2 separate regions of the Homo sapiens genome follow, and region 2 is linked to region 1. The links are chromatin loops, found by intact Hi-C in ENCODE. Cell type or tissue: HepG2. All regions are shown on one strand. Links, peaks and the distances in the headings refer to the core of each region. The heading gives the core; the rest is flanking DNA. Region 1 overlaps SCFD2 (sec1 family domain containing 2). Region 2 has its middle 9.6 kb from the start of GSX2.

Region 1 (10,771 bases), core at 1,694-9,693:
GTTTTTCAGTAAGGCTAATCCACTGTGCCACTGGCTTAATGATACAAACCTTCTGGGTTTAACACAGGTGTGTGTGTATGTGTGCGTGTGCCTATACAGCATGAATACAATATATGCTCCAAAAGCTGCCTATCGAATGAATATGCATGTTGGTGCCTGTGCATATGTGGGTCACTTTGGGGAAGAATCTCCCAAATGTAAAAGAAAAGGAGAGAGAAAAATGTACCCCTTGCTCCTTTTGATACTGAGTGTTAGAAATCAGGGGGATATGGAATGTAAATCCTGGACTTCCCTGCTTCCTCTGTGTTCAGCAGAAATAGAACAGGAAGATGCTGGCACCTACAAATTACAGCCATGGTCTGGAGCAACGGAAAGCCCAGAGGGCTGGGTCACTCCTAAGGGCTGGGCTGCCCATGTGGAGTTCAGGGCAGGCCTGAGAACAAAGACCGAACATCCCCCTTCCAGCTGGAGTAGATATCAAGTGTGGGCTGAAGGCTGCTGGAGGGACTTGGTTCCCTGGCTGATGTCCTCCACCCCATCTCACAGTCAGTCGATATATTTTTTTGATGTCAAGTTATCTGCTTTGACACAGAGGCTTGCTGTTGGTGAATGAGCTGCATCTTCAAACATTCCTTGATAGAACTGCCTGCAGTTGGCAACACATGTGACACCTAAGTCATAACTGCCCTGCAGTTGCAGTGTCGTTCAGGCTCTTCAAAAACAATTTTTTGTTTTCATTAAAAACCCCATTTCTCATATTTAAGTGTGAAATTTATTTTTAATCAGCAAAGATTCTCTCCCCACTGGCTGTTTTTGTGGAAGGTATTCTGGTGGGTAGATGGTGCAGGGCAGGTATGGTGGCTGGGCCAAGCTCTGAGCACTGCGGGGTGCTCTTGAGTGTCCTGGATGCCTCTGGCTTGAGAAGGAGGCTGACCACTGCCACCAGCCCTCTTGGCTATTAGCAGGTGAAAGTGGGGTGGCTAGGAGTTGATGGGTCGGAGTAAAGTCAGCTGACTCTTTAGCCCTGAATGACACTCAGGCCTGTGTTGAGAAGGAAGAACAAAAACAACCCCCAAAAAGGAACAGGAGGAAAGAGAGGGAGGGGAAGGAGACGGAGGAGAAGAAGAGATGGCAGGGACCCTGAAAAGGGGAAAGGGAGAGGAAGCAGGGAAGACCAGGTTTAGGTTCTATGTACCTCTGATTTCTAATACTGAGAATCAAAAGAAGCATTTTAGAAAATGCAGAGAAAAGTAGACGTATGATGGGCAAGCATTGAGCATCACCCATGGGAATTTTCTTCAGTGCCCTTGGTTGCCTGAGAAAAGACCAGTTCTCTGAAAGGAATTCTCTAGTGCTTAATTTGTCCACTATCACATGTTTGATGATTATGTTTTTTAAAAATTAAATGTCATATCTGATCAGCCAATTTCAAACTCTTCTATTTTCTTTTTCATTTTTGAGCATCTTTGTTCCTGTTTAGGGCCCACTTTTTAGAATTTTAGGGTGATCTTAGCCAAATAATGTAGAAATGTTCTAGTAAAATGTGCTTTAAAAATTCTGAAAATTCAAAAAAGTAGCCAATACCAAAAGATGCCTAAGATGCAAACATACTTAAAGAGCACCAACTATTATATTTCATGCTCTATGTGAAATGTCAGCAGTATGATCCTGCTTGCTCTTCAAAATAGGAATTAGAGACAAGTAGGTTTTTCATCGAATGGAGAGGAAACACATTTACCTGGAGCTGTCTGAGCATCTTCTACTAGAGCTGCCCTGAGTGAAAACTTCCCAGTGACCGTGGCTACACTCCCTGCCTCCTTCACTGCTGTATGGTTTTTGTTCACTCAATCAGGCACTAACTGACTCAATCAAAGACCTGCTATGTGTCAGGCACTGTGCTAAGAAACAATGAAAAGACTCAGTTAAGTTGACAGGGAATACCGTGAGATACCAACAGCCAGGGGGACACACTCAGGCTTGCGGGAGGGGTGGTCTGGGAAGGCTTTCTGTGGGGAGTGATGCCTGAGCTGATTGTTGAAGGGCAATGGAGGAGGGGTCTTTGGGCAGAGTGGGGAGCTCCTCTCCCAGACAAAGAAGCATCCCCAAAGTGCCAGGTGTGAAATTGCGAGGAGTTAGGGAGGCTGGAATGTGGGACTGATTTGGGGGTGTGGAGGCAAGGGCCGGATGTGGAGTGCTGGCAGCATTCAGGTTCTGAAGTCCTGTGATGCTCTCCGGGAGGGCTGGGCTTACCAGAGGGCAGTGATGAAGCTGCAGGGATTTTAAGCCTGTGAGTAATGCGATCAGATTCACACTTGGGGTCACTGGCTCTGGCAACTCCACCTTCCCTGCATCCGCCCCATAACTACTGTGAGCTGGGTGGAAGGATGCAGCCGGGGATGCACATAATGAGGACAGTGACGGTGACAAAGGCAGTCATGGCAGCTGCCATTCTAAGCCCCTCTAGAGCCTGTCATTGTGTCAGATATTTTACGAAGATGTTCACATTGATCCTCACATAATCATGTGGGGTGGGTATCATTCCCACTTTACAGATGAAGAAATTGAGGCTCAGTGTGGTTAAGCAACTTCTCCAGGGTCATTCATCTAGCAAGTGGCCCAGCCAGGGTCCAGCGCAGACTGGACCCTCCTAAACCTGTGCTCTTAACCACTGTACTATCCCAAAGCCTCCTGTCCTCAGTCCTGCAGTCTCCCCTCCACAAAGGCCCCCTAACCTACTGCTTGAGAAGCCCCTGTTTTCCATCTGTTTCTTTTCACCCCTCCACAGAGCAGGCCCCAGACAGCCTCTGGCTGAGCCCTCATGAAGCTGTAGGCTGATTACTGTTAAACACCTGCTTGTTCAGATGTGAGGGCTGGCCTTACTGTTCCAGCTCAGTGGCGGTAGCCAAATCCATGGTCTCTGTCAACCATGGCTGGAAGCCCAGCACACTACCCGAGAGTGACAGATTCTTTGGGCTCAGTTATTGCTGCTCTGGAAGTCAACACTTTTAGCCTTTTCACTCCAAGTTCCTCAAACCTGCTGAGAAGACTTAGCACCCATGGGGATGGAGACGTACCCTAGCCCTCAGGCCCACCCTCACCCCAGCCAGAGAGGAATCCACCGTCTTTGCTTTAGAATTAAAGACCCCAAGGGCTAGCAGTGTGCTGGAGACCACCAAGTCACAGCAGGAGGAGAGGGCCCTTTGCATGAACGACTGCTGGCCTCTACCACCTCCGAAGAACCTACTTCCAAGGAGCCCAGTGTTTGTCTTTAGGTGTACATTTAAAAAGATTTCTGAAGAAGGGCTTCTTTTTTTTTTTTTTTTTTTTTTTTTCGAGACAGAGACAGAGTTTCGCTCTGTTACCCAGGCTGGAGAGCAGTGGCACAATCTTGGCTCACTGCAACTTCCACCTCCAGGGTTCAAGCTATTCTCCTGCCTCAGCCTCCCAAGTAGCTGGGACTGCAGGCATGCACCGCCACGCGCACCTAATTTTTGTATTTTTAGTAGAGATGGGGTTTCACCATGTTGCCCAGGCTCATCTTGAACTCCTGACCTCAGGTGATCCACCCAAATCGGCCTCCCAAAGTGCTGGGATTACAGGAGTGAGCCACCGCACCCAGTTCGAAAAAGGGCTTCTTAATTGTGGTCTGTGAATTCCTAGGAGTTCATGAACCATCCCTAAAACTATAACACAAAATCTTGTATGAATGTCTGTGTATTTTTCTAGAAAGTTCTTAGCTTTCATAAGATTCAAAAGGAGATCTAGGACCAAATCACAAAACCACAATAATACAGCAGCTCACAGTTGCTGAGCACTTCCTGTGCTCCACATACACGATCTTATGTAATCCTTGCCATACTGCCTCAAGCTTGGCACTGTTATTTTCCTTCTGAGAGAGATGAGGTGAGCAAGGCTGTAAGTTGTGACTTTCTGGAGGCATCTGGCCAGTCAGTGTGGAGCTGGGATCTCCTCAGGGTCTGCTGATGGCACTCGCCTGGAAGCCGCCAGGCTCAATTACCTACTAGGTTTGGTGAGGAAGACCTGAAAGACGTAGAGACCCTCTCGGGAGACACACATTCAAACGGTGTCTAAATCATGCATGCAGATGATAGAGAAGGCCAATCTTCACCCACTGTCCTCAAAGGCTCCTTGCATGATTTTCAAGGAAAATCGTGAAACACAGATTTCAGTGAATTTGTTTCTGCCAAAAATATGACTTGGCTGACATTAACTATATATATATATATATATATATATATATATATATATATATATATATATATATAGTTAAAGATAATCCTCTTTCAAGAAGTAACATAGATGCTTCCAAAGACTAAGTTTTTTAAACAGAAAACTTTCTCATAAGGTTGTTGAAAAATTCTTTCTTTAACAACAAGAAATACTTCCTTCTCTCTTCCTCTTCTACTTTTTCTCTTCATTGGAGTATAGACTTTTTGTTTTCCATCAATGAGCTCGTGGACTTGGGGTTGGTTAATTCACTAATTTAATTATACCTGGGACAATTTTGGGAGTGGGCAAGGAGGATAGTAAAGTGTGTGGGCCCACTTGCACCACTCCAAAGGAGCGTAGCCATGTAGTCATGCTGTGGGCCTTGGAATCCCCTTCCAAGGGATGTGGGCTGTGGAATTCAGGCTCTAGGACAGCTTTTCCCATAGTCACCTCTTCTTCTAGGGTGCATACAATACTGCTTGTGCAAAACCTAACCAGGCCCTTGCAAAGCACATCACGCCCCCAGCCCAGACCCAGGGAATAGGCTCTCCCACCTTTGCAGAGATAAATCTGTCCTGGAATAAAATCCAGACTGAGGGAAGCAGAAAGGGTCACCATGAAAGAAGCCAGAGGAGCCCAAAGGTGCATGTGGAGTAAGGGAGTAAAGGGCCCAGAGCCCTTGATGACAGGGAAGGGAGGCACGGGGGCACTGGGGCCAGCCTGTCTGCGCTGGGATCCTGACTCAGCCGCTGACTGTATGTGTGTCCTTGTACAAGTTGCTGAGCCTTTCTGTACTTTATTTTCTTCATCTACAAAGCAGGAAAAATAAACGTATCTATTTCATAAGCTCAATATCAGGATCAAATGGATATTCAATGAGATAATCCTCAGAACCTGGCACATCATAGAAATTAACAAGTATTAGTTATCACTATCATTCCCATCATCGTTATGAGTTGAAATGTGTCCCCTTTAAAATGTCTTGCAGTCCTAACCTCCCCACTGGTATCTGTGAATATGACCTTACTGGAAATAGGATCTTTGCAGATGATCAAGTTAAAATAGGGTCTTTAGTGTGGGCTCTAATCCAGTGTGACTGTATGTATATAAGAAGGGGAAATTTGGACACAGCAACAGACATGCATAGGGAGAGACAATGTGAAGGCACAAGGTAGCTAGGAGAAAGGCATGGAACAGATTCCCTCGCAGCCCTTAGAAGGTGCCAACCCTGCCAACACCTTGATCTTGGACTTCTAGGCTCCAGAACTATGAGACAGTAAGTTTCCATTGTTTAAGCCACCCAGTTTGTGGTACTAGGAAACTAACAATCACCATCATCACTAACAACATCCACCTCCTGGATGTGCCTTCTCATGCTCCCTGGAGGAGCAAAGGCTCCCTGAAATGGGGAGAAACCTTGATATTGACGTCAAATTACTGCATTACAAAGCAAGAATATGATCCAGTTCAATTTAGCAGCAAGGTAGTGGCTGGGCTCTGCCTGTCAAATGTACCTAGTGCCAGTCTCAGCCATCCTGAGTGCCCCATTGGCTAAAGGTTCAGTAGACACAGCCCGGCTGTCCCACAGGCCATCTGTCCCAGACTGTGCCCCCCTCCTTCCAGGCAGGGCACTAGCGCCAGGTGCCATTCAGCTGGCTGCCTTCTACTTTTCCTTCCTAGAACTTCACTTCATGCCCTCCCCCAAAGACATTTGTTGCATTCTATTTCTCATCATCCAATACCCTGAGATTGGCCCCCCTAATTCCCTGCGGTGTGTTTGCCCTCTCCTGTTGTTAGGTAATCGTGCTGTCCACACGACTCCTGAAGCCACTTAACATTCCTGAGCTGTTATTTGCAACTGACCGACTGCATCCAGACCTTGGCTTCTGAGCATCCGCTAAGAAGATAAGACCTACTCAAGCTGGAAATGCCGATGCAATTTTCTGCCACCACTCCAAATACTCCTCCACAACCAGCGTCCCTGTCACTAATTGCGAGAATGATGGAATTCTGCCTGAAGGGTCTTGATACCTACTCAGTGAGGTACTTTGCTTGGATTGCTGTGATTCTTAAAAAAAAAAAAAAAAAGTTTTTTTATTTTCCTGAAGGCGACAGTCTGTCTTTTGGCGAGTCCAATTAGTGATCGTTTCCATTTATCCTTAACCCTCTGTTTGTGATCTTCCTGATTCCACCTACAAGTTCATTAGTTCTAAATAAAAGCCTGTTGGCAAGTGTTGGTAGATTACAACTCTTTTTATTTGAAGTTGCTCGAGAAGTTAGACATGCTTTAGAATTATGAGTGTGGGGAAAATTTGATGTTCCTTAGGATTATATAACTGAGGAGGGAACATTGCAAATAGGGTCTGAGGCTTTGTTTCTCTCTTGCTCTGAAACATTTCTGAAAAGGCAAGGAAGGGAGGGGTAGTGTCTGGGGCAGTGCTGGTAGCCTGCATGTGTTGTAAATCATCCTGCCATAACAAAGGACTGCATTGTTCTAGCTGGCCCACTGGGCAGGTCTGCCAGGCTACTTGGAACTGTAGTGGGAAGGTGGTTGATTGGAGGGTTATCTGTATATAAAAGGTTTTCTCCCCTCCAAAGAAAGACTCCAGTACAAGATACCTGGTCCCAGGGAGTCTAAATTGTAACAGCAACCCCTGTGGACTTTGTGGGTATGAGTTTTGATTGAAATATAAAGCTTTCTTTTCTGTAAGTTTAAGTTTTCCATCTGACCATAGCAGAAAAACCTAGACCCACCTAGTGAAACTTTGTAAGAACTCCAGGGCAAAAACGAACCACTTGCAACCCACATGTTTGTAGGTGTATGGTCGATGGAAGTTTCTGGCATCCATGTTGGTAATAAAGAGATAAAACTGAAAAGGTTTTTATTGTGGATTACACAGGTGGAGGAAATAACATGTAAACCAAAACACTCACATGTCTCTGATTTTAGTTCTCTATAAAACACTGTCATTTTTGAAAGAACCATGAAGTTGGAGATTATTTTAAGATGTAATCAAAGCAGGATTTTTGTGGACACAGACACTCTTTTCTTGCCCAGGTATGTTTTCCACATAATATCAGTTCTTTCATGAAATAGAGGAGACCGCAGGTGCCTTTTTCATTCTACTAATCTTAAAGTGTTGAATTTGAATAAGGAAGTTAATGGTAGCCATCCGTAAGAAATGTTAAAGAGGAGACGACTTTTCTAAAATAAAAAATTGGAAAGTAACCTGTTACGTGACTCAAATCTGTACTCCTTCATTCATTCCTAAAGATTGATGACTGAGCACCTGCCATGTTCCAGGCACTGTGCTAGGTTCTGGGCCACTGTGATGAAAGAACAAGATGCGTCCCTGACTCTCTGGCACTCAGAATGAGTAGCTGGCGCTTCTCTGATGGTCTGGCCCGACGTGAGCATCTACTGAAGGTGAAGTTGTAAACCGCATGTCTATATGCAAAGGAAACTTTCTGGAAATACATATATAATGGTACTTCTGGGAAGGAATATCGAATGGGAGAGCTAAGAGAAGGGAGAGTCTCACCCTCAGTATACTTTTGTATTATTTTATTTTTTTTTACAGCAAATGTGTATTTGTGTATTACTTTTGTGACTTTAATCGGCCATAGCAGAAAACTGTATTTTTACAAATTAATTTTTTATTTTAAGAAATATTAAACTTTGGAAGGCTGAGGCAGGTGGATCACCTGAAGTCGGGAGTTCTAGACCAGCCTGACCAACGTGGAAAAACCCTGTCTCTACTAAAAAAATTACAAACTTAGTCGAGTGTGGTGGTGCATGCCCGTAATCCCAGGTAGGGAGGCTGAAGCAAGAGAATCACTTGAACCTGGGAGGCAGAGGCTGCAGTGGGCCGAGATCGCACCACTGCACTCTGGCCTGGGCAACAAGAGTGAAACTCCATTTCAAAAAAAAAAAAAAAAAATTCAGAAGCCTCTAATCTGAAATGATGAAAGGAGGAAGGTATTGATTGTAAATGTTATTCAGCAGTTCTTTTGTCTTGAAAATGCTCCCCATACTGTAATTAGTATGGTCAGGGGCAGTCTGTGAATGGTGGGAGAAGTGTCAGAAGTTTGGCTTATGGTCATCTTTTTCTTCTCTGGAGGCTGGCTTGAGGAGCTGAGCCAGGCCGGTGGTCAGGTGGTGGAAGGCTTTGGAGGAAAGGTGAGCTGGAAGAATTTCTTCGTAACCAGAGTTTGGGTGAAGATGAAGCAGGAGGCACAGGACGTTCACTGCTCCTTGATTAACAAGCAGGAACACAATAGACATTTGGTATAAATCCTGCAAAGGGCCTCCAACAAATAAGGAAAAAGAGGGGGGCTTGGGGGAAGGAGGACTGTGGCCATGGCAGAGCCTCCCGGAAACTCCCTGCTGCTGCCAGGCTCGTGGGCACACTTCTCAGCATGGGAGAGGCTGGAGGAGAAGCAAGTCATGCCCTCCACCCCCGGAAGGAGCAGCAGGCAGAAAAGGGCTCTGAAGGCTTCTCTGGGCCTAAGTCCCAGTTCTGCCACTCCAAGCACTGTGGATCTCTCCAAGCCTCAGTGTCTGCATCTGTAAGAAACGATAACTATGGCACCTGCCTCATGGGGGGGTTGCTGTGGAGCCATCCCTAACACAGTGGCCAGCATGTGAATCTCAAGGAATGTGGGTTTTCACACTGAGGACGCCAAGGAAGTTACCTCTCAAAACTATAAAACGTCAACAGGAGAATAATACTAAATGAAGAGGAAATTTGGAGGCATTCATGGGGTCTACAAGGAGATGAGAAAATGGAGGAGGAATAACAACTCGGTCCAACATAGGTCCAAGACAGCATAGCCCAGAGGTCAAGAGCCCAATCCGATGGCTGGATTCCAATCCCACCTCTTCCACTTCGTAGTCCACCTCTCCTGGTCTTCGCTGACCATGCAGTTGTGTAACAATAGGACCTGCCACATTAGGTTGGGGGAGAATTAAAAGAGTTAATATGTGTGATGCATTTGGAACATGGCACATGGTGGGCTCATACAGAGCACATAAGAATTTATTGGTAATAAATGTCTGATGATTGCTCATGCAGGGCCATATGTCTGTGATAGAACTTTCTCTATCACTAATGCTAGCCACGAAGTCAGGCAGAATCTGAGATGGACTTACTGATTTCCCATTTCAACCCCTCCAAATGTATCCATTCGAAAGGGATCCAGCAGCTGTCAACCACCTGATGGTGACTTAAAAGGCTGAGCTGAGTGATAAGACTGGTTTCCCCTGTCTGGGGCCTGGGTCTGAGTGTTTATCACCTAAACAAGCACTTACAAATCCAAACCTTCTGCCAGCGACCTCACTGGCCACACTCCTTATAAACATAATTGATAGAAGTGTAAATACTTTGTAGCAGTTGACTCCTGCCTTTGTAAACCCTCTTCTGGAGTCTACCTCAGGGCAGACATAGCGGGCATGGGCACGGCCAAGTGGTTGGAAGCACTCCAGGCTACATCAGCCAAGAGTTGTCCCTAGCAGGCCGGGCCCTATGCAGATGGCTCTGTTTATGCCACCCCTCCATTACAATGGGATCCCAATAACAAAGAATTCCATCAAACTACCCCCAAGACCACTATTATTTATTTTACCCTGGTTACCAGAAACAGAATCTCAACAACACAGAATCCAGTATTACAAATGTCTGCTGTCCAGCCCAAGAAACATCAAGAGACTCCATCTCTGTCTTAAAAGGAATTTAAAAAGACAAAACCAGACGATGGAGGGTTTGCAAACTATTTGAGAGGGAAAGCTTGGAGGGTGGTGGCTGGGATCTTGCCACAGTCAGTAATAACCCTAATCCCATTCTCATTGCAAATTCAGGAGAGTAGTGAGGATAGTAAGAACTTTCTGGAACCATCTCTCTTTAGACTTGAAAGGGAATCTGTGCAACACCAGTTTTCCTGGTTATTATAACCAGACAAGCTCTCTAATTCATCCTGGGCCACTCCCCAAGGGACCTGTCATGAGTTATCCACAGAGACAGCTGGACAGTGCCCATTTCCCCTGGGTGCAGAGGTAGCACCAGAGATTATCAGGGGCTCATTTTTGAGGGATGTGCCTACAAACTTGTTCATTTGCCCAGAAAACACATTTGTTTTCTCCCTCTTGGAGTGTAAGATGAATGTCAAAATCTCATTTTCCACCAAAGCGAGGGGCTCACCATAAATACACCCATGGCTCCTAAACCTGGGGTTAGGAGCTGGCTGGGCAGGCAAACCCGGATCTGCGGCGCCTGGTGAGTGCTGGAGCCGGGAACAGCCAGGAAGACTTTGAGGGTTGAGCCCTCTCTGCACACCACGCAGCGCCAGGCAGGCTGCAGAGTGTTGCGAATGTTTTTGATTTGAGGCAAGGGAGGAAACTCAAAAGCCAGACATCGTGACAGAAGTGGATTTGGTTCTGAGACAGCCGGACTGCACGCCCCTCCCCCTCCCAGCCTGGACGTCTTTATGACTGAGCAGGGCTGGAGGCCAGTGAGCAGCTGGCTGATGGCAACAGCAGATGTGG
Region 2 (10,771 bases), core at 1,281-9,280, 1.2 Mb before region 1:
AAAATAAAAATAAGAAATGCCAGAGAAAATGCCCCCCCCCCTTTCTTCTTCTAGATGGCTGTTGAGAATAAGGACTCTCTTCTCCCCCACCCTCTGCTCACAACTACCCCTCCTTTCTTTCCTCCCCCCGCCCAGACCCATTCCCCAGTTTTGCTCTGAGCAGGGCGGAGGGAAACGTCCCTGGCGTCTGGCGTGGGAGTTTCAGCCGGGTTTCTGCCCGTTTAACTTGCAAACGTGAAGCCAAGCGTTGTCGATCTGACCAAAGAGACACTCTTTGGGCGTAACTTGCATTGTGGCCATCAAAAGCCCGCCAGCCTTGGATGAACTGAGAAGTGTATTCAGCAGAAATGGGGCGCTCGCTCTCCTTTCAGGCTCTGGAGAGGCAATTGTTCACAGGATGTGTAGCCAGGGTGGAAAACGTGGGTCCCCAGATAAGGCTATAACCTGCAAACGAGCTTGGGGGAGTTAAAAGAATCTCATTAAAGCCCCGGCTGCAATTAGCAAATACACACTCATAGAGAACTCAAGCTCCTCTTGAAAAGCTGTGGGTCAAGATGAAAGAGGGCAGTTGGGAGCTAGTCCCCACATTCTTGTACTGCTTGAGTGATGGGGGGCTCAGGAGCCAGGCTATTCCTTCAGCTGCCCCAATATTGTTAGTTTTAATGCAAGGCCAGGGAAGGCCTTTCTAGAGGGAGGGCAGGCTGTGGGCCCTGTGTTCATGCACCACCAAAAATAATCTTGCTTCTCCCTGGTGTTTATTCAGAACGGATGGGCTTTTGAGAAACCTGAATTCGCCTTTGTGCTCACCACAGTTGCAAGAGTTCAATTCGGCCCTCTGAGAAGAAGCAGCGGGGAGAGGGGGGTGGGGGGTGGTAGTGGAGGTCTTCTGAGAAATAAGTGAGGGGTTTGGCTTAGAATTTCAGGAACGGCCCAGTTGGAAAAAAGTTGTGATGGCACTGAATGCCTGCCACACAGCCCCTCTGCTCCCCACTTCACTTTAATTAATATTCGCCCACCCCCAAATCCTCAAGCCGAACAAGGCATCCCTCTCCCACCCTCAGAGCTCTCCTCTGTCATCAGAATAAAATTTATCGAGCGCCTACTCTGTGCCCAGCGTGTGCTAGGCACTGCAGGGAGCAGGCCTGAAAAGGCCAAGACAGTATCCAATAGAATATTGTTTCATTTCAGTAACAATGGCCTGAGGTGGGGAACAATTATCCGGATAATTGAAGCAAATGCTTCACCTCCCTCCCTCCCTCTCCAGTTCTCCTGGCACTTACTATTTTTTACTACCCTATTCAGAGATGTGGTTTTTGTATTGGAGGGCGGGCGGGGGAGGCAGGAGTGTGTAAGAGGAGGGTTGAATTATTCACATGCATACCAATTCCCCACTTCCCTTGGCCTAAATTTTCTGAAAGCTTGGAGCCAAAATAGCTGCTTAGTTATGGGAGCAAAGACTTAAAAAAAAAAAAGTCACTAAAATAAGAGCAATTCTTTATAATTTTTAGCAGCCCAGCCCTTCTGGTTTTTGATCTTGGTCATCTACAAAAATCACCTGGAGAGCTTTATAAAAATACTGATTACCTAAGGGATTTCGATTTAATGATGTGAGGCTGGAACACGGCGGGGTGTAGATGGAGGGGGAGACAGAAGTCAACCAGAATTCTGCATGCGGTTCTGATGTAGTTGAGAAATAACTGATAAATCCTGCCCCCTACGCCCTCCTACCATGGAATCTGAAGAGAGCAACGTAACTTTTTTGAGCCTTATCTGGTCATTTGATAGTTGGAAAGTGTGTATTGAGCGCCTATTATACCCCAGGCTGCGCGCAAGGGAATTCAGTAGCACAAGACCCGCCCCCGGGGAGTTTCCAGGTTAAGCGAATCAACAAATTAACTCGGAGCTGGTGAGTTAAAAAGGTCGTGTGAATATGAAAGAAAAGCTCAAGGGGCTCTGGGTGATGATAAAACCGAAGCTTGAAGTGACATTTAAACGGAGACCTGCAAGATGTGCGGGTGTTGGCCTGGGAAAGAGGGATGGGGAATGCGTTCCCGGCCACCTAAGGGTGCTCACGGGAGCCTCCGAGAGTTTCTCTTGGTTAATTGCAAAAACTGAAAGGAGGCCTAGGAAAGTGGAGAAAGAATTTCAGTTTCTGCATCTGTAAAATAGAGAAAATGCCATCGTCTTCGAGTTTTTGTGAGGAATTCAGGACTGCCTAACACCGGGCCTGGTGCCTGGTAAGGCTCGTGGCTTCTCTTGTTGGTTTTATTATTATCTGAGACCTGCAGCTCCATAGGCTCTTGAAGCTTGTAAATTAGGTATCAGAGTCCCTGGGCTTGGCAACTAGGAGCCAGGAAGCCGCTGCACAATCATCTCTCCGTCCCCCCGCGCCTTTTCCCGGCCGAGTGTTGCCCTCTAAGGCTCCTCCACAGCCTGGCGCTCGCACCCTGAAGGCGCCCAGTGTGGGGCCTTTCTATCCCTCGGTTTCCGGGCATATGTTTGTTCAGCAGTTACATTAACCTCGCCACTCCCCACCCCCGTCAAAGGCTCTGGCGTCCTGGCCGTCCCTACTTGGGACTGCGCCCTAAATTTCAAAACGTTCCTATGATATTAGAAACCTCCCAGCTTTGCTGCACACCCACCTGCTTTGCATAGGAGGAAAACAGTCGCCTTTCGAGTATATGACAATACTCGTAGGTACATTTTCTGAGCTCTCACTGTGTGGCAGTTCTTGAACCAAGAGCCTTGCCTGCATGACCTCATTAATCCGCACAACAGCCCTCCCAGATAAAATGCCATTATTTTCTCCTCATTATGTTTGCGGAGAACCCTATTTGAACTACTGAAGTTCAAAGACTGAACCAAGGTCACACAGCTAGTGATGGCAGAGCCTTTTAGGCACTAAGCAATACTAACCACCTGATAACACCTAGCATTTATTGAACACCTACTATATGCCTGGCAGTGGCTGAAGACTTTAATGCCTCCTTTATTTCTCACAGCAACCCTGTGAGGTAGGTGCTTTTATTACTTCCTTATTTGTTGGCTGTCCATTTGTTGGTTAGTGTGGTTGGTTTTCCTACATATTAAAGGTTCTGAGGGCCAGTCCAATGTACGGACTGAAATTAGAATGAGGACAGGGAACATGATTGTTTTTATTCACCTGTGCCCAGAACACAGTAAGCGCTGAAAAACATTTGGAGTGGATGAAAGCAATATTTTATTATTTAATTCAAAAGCCCTCTTCATAATCAATCCGTATGCTTGTTGACTGCAAACTGCTCCTGGGCAGAAACTGGGTCTGTTTTATGTATTCACCAGTGTATGCCAAATGTCCAGACCAGAGGTGACATATATTAGGATGGCAATTAATATTTGTTGAATGAATGATTCCTTATTTCAGATAGGAAACGGAGGCTCCGAGACAACGGTAAACTGGCCAAGGCCACATAGCAAGTGGCAGGGGGAGAATTCCAACCATAGTTTCTAACGCTGAGTCCCTTTTTCAGCCTCCTGCCCTGTGTCCCCGGGGCATAGGGACAGGGCGCGGGAACCCTGTGCTGCGCGGCCGAGGACGGTTGTAAGTCTGTCCTCACTCGCCCGCGTCCCACACCTGGGCGAGGGCAAGGGAGGCAGAAGAAATGAGACGCTGGAGAAGCCGCTCCGAGGAAGAGGGTAAACAAACAGGCTCTGGGGCTGCGCGAGGTGCTCTCTGCGCGACAGCTCCTACCCGGCGCTCTTGCTCCCACGGCTCTAAAACCTCAACCTACTCCCTTCCTCCAGTCTCGGTCTCCCTGGGTCTCCGCCTCTCTCTCTTCCTGGCTAACTTATTTCTCACTGGGAAACCAAGGAAATCTAAACGATCGCACTGACCCCACAGCCTCAAAACAAGCCCATCCGCAAAGGCCACCAAACACCCGCTCCCACACCAGGCACAAAGTCCTCTCCGCGACGGATGCGCATGCACGAGCGCGAGTGAGGAGGCAGAGTTAGCGTGTGCGCCTGTGCGCATGCGTGAGTGTAAGTGGGTAGGGAGTCCTTGAGTGTGTCTGCGCGCAAGCTCGTGTAAAGAGCGAAGGCGAGGTGGGGGCGAGTGTGCATGAGCGCGAGCATAAGTGTACTGTCAACAGTGAGATTAAGGTACGTGGGCGTGATGGTGTGTGAAGAGGTGAAAAGTGAATTAGAATGAGGGTAGGGAATGAGATTGCTTTTCCTTTTTTATTTTTAAATTATTTCAATAGTTTTTTGAGGAACAGGTGGTGTTAGGTTACATGGATAGGTTCTTTAGTGGTGATTTCTGAGATTTTGGTGCACCCATCACCCAAGCAGTGTACACTGTACCCAATGTGGTCTTTGATCCCTGTGCGCGGAGCTGTGTGAGTGAAGCGTGTTTGGGAGCATGGGTGTGTGTGAATATATGAGTGTATGAATGTGTGAATGTGAGGAATACGAGAAACTGGGGATGTGCACAGGGTGAGTGCGGTGTGAATGAGAGTGTGAGAACGTGCGTAGAGAGAGCAGGAGTGTGTCTGCGTGTGCCCGGCCCCTGGAGCCCCGCCTCCCCACTAGGCACGCCTTCCTCTTGGTGGGGTGCGCTACGGGCGCAGCCCAGTGCCTCTGTCCGCGCAGACCCGCTCTGCTGGTCCTGGAGCCTGGCGTGGGCTGAGGCTTGAAACTGGCGTCACTCAGCGAGCCAGAAAGGAGTGGGCGGGAGTGTCTGGGGGGTGCGCTGTCTCCCCATGTAGAAGCCTGGACACTCTAAGCAGGAGGGGCTCTGGCAGTATTGCCTCGAGGTCCTCCCTTTCACCTGCCCCCAGTATTGTTCACCCACCTGTGGATCATCTTTATGTTCATGTACTCAGGGAGCACCCATGGTGTGCCTATAGTATGCCAGGCTCTACTTGGGCTTGGGAAACCGTGAGAACAAGATAGCTTAGATCTCATTTGTTTTGGAACTTCCACTGGGCCTTTTATTAATGTGTAACCAGCTTGCAAAATGCCAGTCATACACAAGTTTTGTCGCCTCTGTCCTCAAGCAGAGGGGCATGGAGATTATGAGACAAACACTGATCGTAATAAGACGATGCATTGAAATCAGTGCAAATCCATTTCATCTCCAACCCAACCTCACCCTTTCACTGCACCACTGAGTTTGGGATTGGGTTTAGGAGGTCCTGGATGTGAATCCACCTTCTCTCTGACCATGGAAATAATAATGACCCTCTTCTCACAGGATGGTTGTGAGCATTAAGTGAGTTAAGCCTGACATCCCTTGGCACAACGCCTTGCACATACTTAGCACTCAGTATACAAACTATGACGACGTTGATGTGTGATGACGTTCCCTGAGTCTGATGGAATGTTGTGGGGAAAGAGGGAGGATGCGTTTGTGAGCTACAAAATTTAAGGGATTATTTCTGGATTTAGGTTAAATTAGGCCGGTTGTGGTGGCTCATGTCAATAATCCTAGCACTTTGGCAGGCCGAGGCAGGCAGATTACTTGAGGCTAGAAGTTCGAGACCAGCCTGGCCAATATAGTGAAACCCCATCTCTACTAAAAATACAAAAATTAGCCAGCGTGGTGGTACACGCCTGTAGCCGCAGCTACTTGGGAGGCTGAGACAGGAGAATTCTTGAACCTGAGAGGTGGAGGTTGCAGTGAGCCGAGATTGCACCACTGCACTTCAGCCTGGGCCATAGAGCAAAACTTCATCTAAAAAATATATATATATAAAATAAAATAATTAAATTGTGTATAATTTATACAGATTGAGTATCCTTCATTAGAAATGCTTGGGACCAGATGTGTCTGAAGATTTTGGATTTTTTATGGTTTTGGAACATTTGCATGTATATAATGAGATATCTTGGAAGAGGACCCTAGTCTAAACACAAAATTCATTTATATTTCACATACAGCTTATTCAGTGTACATAGCCTAAAAGTTTTTTATACAATATTTTAAATGATTTTTTGCATGAAGCAATATGTTTTAAGTACTTCTGTGTGGAATTTTCCACTTGTGATGTCATGTTGGTGCTCAATAAGTTGCAAATTTTCAATATTCAGCCTGTATTACATTCTCCTCTAGCATCAGGCTAGTGTTATAGTATCAGATACTCCATCTTCATCCTTTACTATGACTTCTTTTCTTCCACCAATGTTATCAAAAGTACTGTTACCAAGGGAAATAAAAATGCAGCAAGAACCTATAGGAGCTGAATATTCTTTTAGGCAGCTTTGGAAGCATTTTTAGTCCTGTTAAAATGGAAGGGAATATTTTCACAGTGGCACAAAATGAATGCTGTAATTTAACCTTGTGAGCAAAATTTCTGATTAAATACAACATAGGAAATATGTTTCCTGATTAGCCATGTACCTCCCTGGAACAAGGTATTGTATAAACAATTGCAAGACATACTTATTTTTATTTTAGAGAAGCTGACTTATTAAAAACATTTTTTGATATTTTGATCAAATATTTTGATCACTATATATGTGTGTGTATATATATATATATATATATATGGAATGTGGTGGTGGGATCATAGCTCACTGTAGCCTTGAACTCCTAGGCTCAAGCTGATCACAATATAATTTTGTTTAAAACCAAAATTTTTAAAGATTGGATTTCATTATTGAGATGTTTTCCCAAGGAAAAAAAATCAAAAAGAAGGCTTGAAAGATTGGAGAACCGATTGCAGATCTAGGTTCTTGAATTTAACAGCAAGAAAGGAATTCTGTCCTTATGTAACTGACCTATCTCATGTTATAAGTAGGGAGACTGAGGTCTCAAGGGATGAAATGGTCTTAGTGGTCAGTCTCTCCTACAGTCACCAAATAGGACCATATCAGCTTTGTTCCTCTACCTACAGTTTTATACACTTGCAGGAAGATGCCCTGGAAACTAGGAGAAGAGAAGGTACAGGAGTTCCAGGTTCCTGCATTACCCTCAGGTCTCTGTTGCTGGCACCTCCATCTTCTGGTGGCTCTTGCCCAAATCCTTTGAATCTTCTGTGACTCCTCTCTTGCTCTTTCTCTAATCCTGTACATTTAACCCATCATGAAGTCCTGAAGGCTTTAACTTCAAATGTAACTGGAAACTGACCACTTCTTAACACTCCAACTACTATCGCACGGGTCCAAGCCATCACCACTGCATAGGGATGACTGGGTTCATTCTTCCTATACTTGCCTCTACAATCTGTTCTCAACAGAGCAGCCAGAAGGATCGTTTTGAAATAGAAGTCTGATCAGGTCAGACCAAGAACAAAAGGCCCTCCATGATGCCACCATGGCTGTCTCTGACCACTCCAACCACTGGCCTACTTGCTCCCTCTGTTTTCCTTGCTGGTCTGGCCCTCTCTAGCCTTCCCCTCTGTTGAGAACTCTTCCCCTACAAGCTCACACGTCTTACTTCCTCACCTTTAGGTCTTTCCTCCAAAGACACTTTCTTACTGTCTTTTTTCTTTTTTGCTTTGAAATTTAGAAACAAATTTTATTTAAGATCTGAAATGTAATTCCTAAAATATCAACTTTTTCAGAAAACTGTGGCTTACACAATAATGCATTGCCTCTATCACGTTACAACATGCATTAGACTCAAATGCAAAAACCATGAAACAAACGACCACCCTTCAACAATTTGCGCAAAGACAGAATGCCTAAGGAACAACATAGACGGATTTGCAGAGGATGGGCTGTTTTACTTCAAGCATCATTAAAAAAAAGAGAACAAATGCATGGGTTTTTGGGTATATATATCAAATTGAATGTTTGGCACTAGGAGTCAGGGCATTTTGTCATGTAGCATTAACACATATTAGAAAATTGTGTAGTGTCAAAGGGGTAGAACCACCAGCATTCAAGCAATGTTGTCAACTAGGCAATAAAATGTTCCACTGAATATTTCTTCTTTGTTCTAATTACTGCATACCCTGGTAGCAACTTTGAAATGAGAAAAGGAGCTTACACTCCTTTTATTTTCTGTTTAAAACAGAACAGAAAACAAACTGAAACATAAGCCCTGTTTTACATTAACAATGTTAAAGAATATCCATTTTACAAGAAAAAGACTAAGAACAAAAAGTGTTTCCAGATCTCAGGGAAATAACAGTGAATGGTCTGTAGACCAGCACAGGGCTTTGTGGTGGTACTTAGCAGAAGCTACTTTGTAATCACCGCCAGTAAAAAGAGATGCAGAATTCTTTGCCAGATATTTTAGGAAATCATGCAAATGGCCCAACAATAACGCAAGGCTCTTCTCATCAAGGGATATATAGGCCAACATTTCTCCTATTCTTACAAATAACCTCAGTAGGTGTGTGCCCCTTAAACCTGGGACACAGGAGCATCAGGGTGAGCCAAGAGGATTTCTGCATACAGGGGCCTCTCAAATTTGTAGAGCAGCTGAGTGCCTAACATCACGTCGAAATATTCTTTTATTCTTGTCACAATTTCATTAACTGCCTATGCCTTATTATCGACGTTTCCCTGCGATGTTTTACAATTTGCATACTCCTTTAGAATTGCATCTACATTTTGCTTAGCAGGGAGTTAAAACAGCTGCTTCTGCTTGGTAACTAAGTTCCAGTCCCCAGCAAGCCATGGTTTCGATTCTTCAGGCATCTTCACTTTAACTTCCATTCTGTTCTTAAATGCGTCCTCGCTTTCAACAGTGAGGTCTGCCCAGGCTCTTTCCTTCCCTGGGGTCTGAGGTGCTTTGCTGGTACTGCCCCCATATCTGTTTCCAGGAGTCCTCTGTTTGTTCTTTCTGGTCTTCCTCACGGATCCTGAAGCTAAGAAGTTCTCTGCAGAGCGACCCCACATCTTCCTGAGAGAGGTGGTTCAAGATTTTTCTGCTGTGGACCAGCTGCCTTCTTTCCTGAGGAGGCCCCTCTCATCTCTGCATGTTGCTTCTAGTTGGTTTTTTGAAGTTGTCTTCTTCTGCAGATTGTTGTCCATGAGATTGAGAACCCGGCTTTCTGGAACTCATTCAACCCTTTTTATTCCAACCAACAATCTTTCTTCTTTCCAAGAACTCCTAGGGATTTCCCAAAAGGACTCTTATAGATCTTGCAGGATGGTCTAGGAGGATACAGTGGGAGATACAATCCAAGATTCTGTAATCAGAGGTTTCTACAATCAGGATCAGATCTCCTGAGCCTTACTGTACAGCAAACTTAGCTTTTCTGAATGGTGACCTGAAATGAGAATCCAGATCTTTCTAGCTGCCGCTTTCTCACTCTTTTTAAAATATCAAAGCTGCTACTGTGCCTTCTGCACTCCCAATCCCTTTTCCATGCTCTATTTTTTTCTCCCATAGCAGTCATCACTTTCCAACTATATGCTACATAATATCTTCTGTTTATGTTTATCGTCTGAATCTCCCTGCTAGAATGGAAGCTCCTGCAGGATATTTATGTCTACTGGGTTCATTGAGAACAACCACCCTATGAGAAGAGGGCCATTATTATTTCAAAGAGAGGGTGAATTTACATCCAGGACCTCCTAAACCAAACCCCAAACTCAATGGTGCAGTAAAAGGGTGAGGTTGGGATGGAGATGAAATGGATTTGCACTGATTTCAATGCATCATCTTATTACTATCATCATCTGTCTCATAATCTTCTCCATGCCCCTCTGCTTGAGGGCAGAGCCCAAAACTTGTGTATGACCAGCATTTTGCAAGCTGGTTGCACATGAATCAAAGGCCTAGTGGAAGCTTCAAAATGAATGAGATCTAAGCTATCTTGTTTACATGCTTTCCTAAGCATATAAAGCAGAACCTGGCAGAGGAGATGCTCAATAATTTATGAAGGATTGAAAGAAGAATGTCAGTGTTCTAGGTGGATGCTTCCTCACCATTCTATTTTACCTGTATACAGGACTGCAGTTTATAAAGACTCTAACCAGTTATGTCCTTGGGTTAGCACAATTATTTAAGCTAGATAGGACTTTTTGTTTTTTTTTTAACTGTTATTTCCACAATAAGATATTGAGAGGTTAAACGACTTGCCAAAATCAGATCCTGGATTTAGACTTGCAATCAAAGTATCATTTTGTTTTTGGTGGGAGACAAGTTCCCTTTCCAGACCTCCTGGCTAAATGAGGAAAACTAATAAGTTACTGGATTTACTGTGGATGCTTCTAAATCCAGTGGCCCTGAGATTAGGGCTAAGGTTCTCCCTCCACTGTCGGCCTGTGGAATTCTTTAGCTGCTCACATCACAGCTACATGAACAGTTTTTGGGAAACACACCATAATGGCCACATCCTCTTGTTTTTATAATTTACACAGGGTTGAAAACAAGAGATATTGTCTTGTTGTTAGCTAGAGCTCATTTGGAGTCTGCCCTGAGTCTCTGGACTTGGCTCGATGCCCTTCCTCATCTGACTGCTCTGGGCAAACCAACTACTGTCTTAGTCATTGTATTACTCTGTTTGGATTCTCTGTCAGTCCATCAGATTTAGCTGATGAGCTCATTGACTGAAAATTGATTGAGCAAGACAGTGTCCCTAATTCTGTATGCATACACAGCACCATTGTCTTCCACAGATACTTCGTAATAATTGGCATCCCCCTACGAGATCATTGGTATCTCAATAATTAAAATCAATAGCTGTTGTTAAGGCAAGAATTTATCATAGTAACCTACAAAAGTGGTAAAAAGGTAATATAATTCAGAAGATAGATGTAAATATAAAATTACCAATTCTGAACAGGTTTTTAAAGATAATACTTGTTCCTTAAGGACATTCATATTTAATAA

The links. Peaks named below come from ENCODE experiments on the same cell type or tissue, not always from the same donor. Only the 100,000 strongest peaks of a DNase experiment are listed, where the experiment ranks them.
Region 2: it touches region 1 in a loop (17-fold over the local background); 2 of 110 quality-filtered maps call a loop at or near these places.

The regions. Positions count from the first base shown.
Region 1 is chr4:52,869,318-52,880,088 of GRCh38, reverse strand. SCFD2 (sec1 family domain containing 2) reads left to right here. Exons shown (of 9, transcript NM_152540.4): 9 at 6,028-7,107. The coding sequence ends at 6,120. Among named protein-coding and RNA genes, the nearest start is that of RASL11B, 12 kb to the right of the region's middle. RefSeq lists enhancers at 2,148-2,648, 5,372-6,331, 6,485-6,986. In HepG2, for the core only: no CTCF peak of the experiment used is centred there; a DNase peak (open chromatin) is centred at 6,048.
Region 2 is chr4:54,085,150-54,095,920 of GRCh38, reverse strand. It overlaps a transcript of CHIC2 not described here and the pseudogene MORF4L2P1. Among named protein-coding and RNA genes, the nearest start is that of GSX2, 9.6 kb to the left of the region's middle. RefSeq lists enhancers at 1-90, 2,278-2,897 and a silencer at 4,484-4,583. In HepG2, for the core only: no CTCF peak of the experiment used is centred there; DNase peaks (open chromatin) are centred at 3,990 and 4,950; H3K4me3 peaks cover 1,723 bases; H3K27me3 peaks cover 2,108 bases.